Regions from separate parts of the Homo sapiens genome. Here region 2 is linked to region 1. Evidence: chromatin loops called from intact Hi-C (ENCODE). Cell type or tissue: heart left ventricle. All regions are shown on one strand.

Evidence for each region. Hi-C counts contacts between places; a loop is a spot of excess contacts. Peaks named below come from ENCODE experiments on the same cell type or tissue, not always from the same donor. Only the 100,000 strongest peaks of a DNase experiment are listed, where the experiment ranks them.
Region 2: a loop joins it to region 1, with 2.8 times the contacts of the local background. A loop is called at or near these places in 6 of 110 quality-filtered maps.

What each region holds. Positions count from the first base shown.
Region 1 is chr9:14,026,375-14,028,874 of GRCh38, forward strand. No RefSeq gene overlaps it. Among named protein-coding and RNA genes, the nearest start is that of LINC00583, 100 kb to the left of the region's middle. In heart left ventricle, no CTCF peak of the experiment used is centred here; a DNase peak (open chromatin) is centred at 987; H3K27ac peaks cover 2,454 bases.
Region 2 is chr9:13,785,284-13,787,783 of GRCh38, forward strand. No RefSeq gene overlaps it. Among named protein-coding and RNA genes, the nearest start is that of LINC00583, 140 kb to the right of the region's middle. In heart left ventricle, no CTCF peak of the experiment used is centred here; a DNase peak (open chromatin) is centred at 1,028; H3K4me3 peaks cover 607 bases; H3K27ac peaks cover 2,005 bases.

The DNA.
Region 1 (2,500 bases):
GTTTGAAGAAGTTGGCATTTGAACTGTACTTTGAAGGGTGCATGGTAGATTGTATTAGGGTGAATGAAGAGAAAGTCATTGTAGCAGAGAAGACAACATGATAAAGACCCAGAGATATGGAAATACCTGATGATTCAGACAATGGTGAAAGGTTTGGGAAGACAGGAATGGAAGATATAAATTGGAAGTTGTAGGAGACTGAGCTAGGGTGATAAGTTCTCTTCTATATATTCCCCACCAGGACTGAAGCAGAGAAAGAAGAGGGTAGGATTTAGACAAGTTTAGAGAGGAAATGTAATAGAGGAAAATGCATGGGTTTTGAGGGTCCAAAGGACTGGAACTCAAATACTAGTTGTGCCATGGTCTAAGTTTGTCACATTGGATAATTTTATTTAGCTTCTCTGAGCCTCAGTTTCATCTGAAAGAATTCATATAATACCTGCCTCAAATACCTGCAACAGGACCAAAAGCAAACACATATGCAAAATCCTGGCATATAGCTGGATTTCTTTTAAATGTTCATTTTCTTTTACGTGTGAGTTTCATTTCACTTCTTTTCACCCTTCCAGATCTCTCCTCACTTCTGCTCACTTCATCAAGCCCCATTCCACAAGGTGACCAGTGTTGGCTTTAGCTTTGGATGGCTCCTTTTGGCTCACTGCTTGATTCAAGCATCATCCCAGATCTCTGCATAGCTGTATCTTCCTATCCCTCAAGTTGAAGCATTATCGAAAGGTTTTGGTTGGTTATTTGTAATTGCTGGGTGGAATTCCAAGGTTCCTCTCACCTCCTGCCCAGCCCACATCCTCCCTAACCCCCACCACCCCAGTAGATGGGAAAAAGAAGGTGTGAGGCTCCCTGGGAGCTTGGCTATTGTTTGAGGGAACTGGAAGCCACCGTGCTCAGAGTGTCCATCCTCCCTCCTCCCAGCACATGCTGCTTCCTGTCAATCATCCTGGAACACCGAGTGCTGGGCCAGACAATTTTGTCCACAGGATGTTTGTTTGAAGGCGCTGCCTTGCCAAGTCTCAAAGCTCAAGACTTCCGCTGACAATCCAAACACCAAAATGAGAAAAGGGGAAAAACCTCTGGGCAGTTCTTTTAATCCCTAATAAGGCCTATTTATATTCAAAAATAGCAACAGGTTATCTGAACTTGCAGAGGCTGAAGAGGCTAGGAAGCTTGATCTTTAAAATCCTGAGCTCCAGGGAAGTTGAAATACAGGTTTCTAAGAGTGGACACTAAAAGCATGTCCTCAAAGCACCTTTAGCTTATTCCACAGTCAGCTTTCATAAATGATCAACTCCTGTTTTTATGGGCACACCTGACTGCACTGTCCAGAGGGTAAATGCCTTGCTACTAAGCCACAAAGCAAAAGAATTTGCAAGACATATATGGATATAAATTTAAGGTGCTCAACCCAAGCTACAGGATAAATCTAACTGTCTGGGGTCACTGTGTAAATTTCTGCTATCATTTCAGGGTTTGCACACAATCTGAGAAATGTTGGGGTCTCTCACTAATGATTAACCTAAAGCAAGAAAGTTTGGAAAATGACCTTAAAACATGTTATATTTTATTCAGGGAATAGGTAAAAGATTTTTCCTGGATGTAAATAATTAAAAGATTCCCAGTTGACTTTTGGAGACTCAGTAGTTGAGAGCCCTTGACATGTCTATTTCTACAGCCTCTGTAATTACCAAACAGGAATCTTGAGCCTCTGTGTATTTATCAACCATTATTTATAATCTCTATGTCTCCAGGCAAATGACTTAATCTCTCTGAGGTTACTTTTGTCTGTGAAAATGCATCGTTATCCAAACTCTATTGGATTGTAATAATGCTTAAGCGAGATCAAGTGTGAAATGTGCATGGCATGCAAGAGGTGCTCAATAAATGGTAACTTAGAAAATAGAAAACCAGGGAGAATTTGAGAGGCATTCCTAGGACTGACTTTAAAGTGACTTCAACTACCACTTTCACCTTCTCAACAAAGTATTAGGGACACATTAGCAGTAACCCTGATATGTGAAAGCAAGCCACAAAAGCCTCTAGTAGAAGCAGTTTTGAGATAAACATGATCCAAATATGCCTTATTGAGAGCATCCTAATCTCAACAGTCAGTGGTCAAATAAATGACAAGTTTGTGAGCAGAATCAGGAATAAAAAAGCAGTACACTCCAGTATATTCCTGAAACATTAACACACACCTGTCAGGAAATGATACCAAGAAGCAGGACTTTCACAGTCCTTGCGGATGACCTTGCAGAGGACCCCAAGTTACACTGATGTTTAAGTTTAAGGTACCCCAAGTTTTGGAACCATCTGTTCAAGTTCTGGCCAGATTTCCATGCAGTATGCAAATGTCCTAAGAGAAAAATTATTTCCCAGGTTACTACAAAGAGATGTATATTCTGAAATTTTTCCAAAGAAATTTCTGTTATACAGAATATGGGTTTGGGGAAAGGTTATTAAACCAAGCCACTAAACTTCAGCATTA
Region 2 (2,500 bases), 240 kb before region 1:
CGCCCAAAGTGCTGGAATTACAGGTGTGAGCCACCACACCCAGCCAATGTCTCTACATCCATCTCTTTGATTTTACTCTTGACCAGTATTTCTCAAACGTCCTTTTACTTGAAGAAAAAAAATTTATGACTTCAATCCTTCTAAGTCACTTTTTGAATCACACAGCTTCTTATATATTTACAAATATAAAAGCAGGAATGAATCCATATGCTACAGATATTGGTGAGTTGCAGTTGTGGTCTCTGAAAGGTGGTATCCATGTAGTCACATTTTTCAAAATAAATAAAAGATCTGCTGAGTTTGATGAGGTTTAAAAAGGTATGAGTCCTATCCAGGACTATGATTTAGTCCTCACACATAGTCTACTAGCCCTTATAACCTTTTAAAAAATGTATGATTAATAAAACATTTTTCATTGACTTATTCCTGGAGCTTTGCTTCCATTGAGACCACCTGGGGCTTGGAGCACCCAGATTCTCTAGTGAGCTGATCTGAATGCTATGCCTTCAAATTGCCTACCTGAAGCCTCCACCCCTTCCTCAACTAAAGGATGAAAATCGAAGCCAGAAGTTCAAAATACACCTCTGATTTTGAAGAGGCTGTTGGGATTCTTAAATAACAACAAAAAGTAGTTTGGTGCTCTTCTCTGCACATGCTACAGTAAGCCTTTAGGGGAATGTTCTGAGAGTGATTACTGTCGTGGTAAGCAATGGTTTTTGTAGGTGCTGGTTTGTGGGGTGATTACTTGGGCTTAATCTCTTTCTCATGGGTAAATGTGAAGCCTCTCCAGTTCACATTTGTTATTCAGGCAGAAATCAACTGAAATTTGTCTATAAGAAGATATTGGGCTGGCCCCTGTTTTGCCTCTTAGCGCCCTTCCTTACCTATCCTACATGCAAGCTCCCCACTGGGAAAGGGCAGCTTCCTCCATGGGATCTGTCTTGTATCTTGTCTCCATATTGTTGCTGGGAAACCTCTTCTTGAAGTCAAGTGATAAAGTTGCACTTCTGTTTCCAATGGCGCCCGTCCAGCCCGAAGTGAGACTGGCTGCTTTGTGAGAGCTTCTCAACTGGGTCGCCAAGCACAGTAGTGCAGCTGGAAAGTGTTTTCTCACTGTTGTGCCCCAAGACTGCGGTTAGTTTCAAATTCCTATGAATGTGACTAAAAAATGTTTGTGTTTTAGCCACAATCACTAACAAATTACACTCAGCTATTCAACGCACAGACCAAAAGAGAGCCTGACCCCATTATCAAAACTCAAACCCAGATGGTGAGGAGTCCCAGCCTAATGAGGGCCTCTCAGTCATTTCAAACAAATTTCTTGTCAATCATGCCACATTGCATATGGGGGTCTTCTTTCAAAGACATCCAAGTTTGAGGACTCAGAGGCTTTCCACGGCTAAGCAATGCCTTCCTCCTAAAATTACTCATTTTTCAAGAGCTTTGAGAAAATCCTCTTCTCTCCTTTTCCTCCCTTCCTTCCCTAAAAAGAAAAAAAAAAATCTATCCTGTCTACACTAGACAACTTTATCAGACTCAAATATCAAAATTGGAGCAGCCAGAAAGTCTGAACTACATTCTTGGCTCACTCATCAGGGAAAGAAAAAAACAAAATGAACTCAGAAGAAAAAGAAAGACAATATCAAAAAGCTTTATTGAATAGTCTTCTGAATGTAAAATAAATTTACCAGAAACTGTAATTCCAGGATCCAATGCTCACTTTGATTGCAATAAAGAGTTAGAAAGAAAACCACACTGTTGTCTGGAACTTGACAAAGGTACAAAGAGAATCCCCTGTTTTTCCATCTTTCTAGATGAGATGCAGAATTTTGCCCTCTGCCCAAAAGGCTTTGGCCTTACAGGTCTGTCTTGACCCTGTGTTTGCTCCTGTTCCATTTGGTTCTTTCCTTACTCTCAGTGAATCAAAGCCTGACCTCTCCTTGGCTTTTTCTCCTTTCTCAATACTCCATGCACGCTTCTCTGACTATGAAGTGTCGCCCCTGATGTTCTCTCTGGCATCTCTTGCAGGCTGCCATGCTTAGTGGTAAATTCCCTCCCCTGGAGAGGCAGTCACAGCTGTGTGTCCTACGAAAGGACTGAGCTGCTTGCTGCGTGCAAAGTAGAAGAAAACCAGTGTAAATCGCAGTCCTAATTGCCCATATGGGAGATTTGCAAAGAAGGAAGTGAGTACAATGAAAGAGCAGGGCAAGTCGTAAGCAGAAGGCTGAGACCGGAGTGCTGAGGGAAAAGCAGCCACCATATCAAGAAGTTCAGAAATTGTTTCTGCTACTGCTGCTGAGGATTCAAAGAGGGTTTTAGAATAAAACAAAGTCCGCTGGTGTGAGGACTGAACTCCATTTTCTGTGTGAGTCTGAGTAAAGAGAAAGATAAACAGAACCTTTCACCGATAGGCATATTTTAGAGTTCAAGTGTGACATGATGTGTCCAAAATAGATTCCACATGATTGGAGCAGATCCAGAATCCCAGTCCCTGAATAGC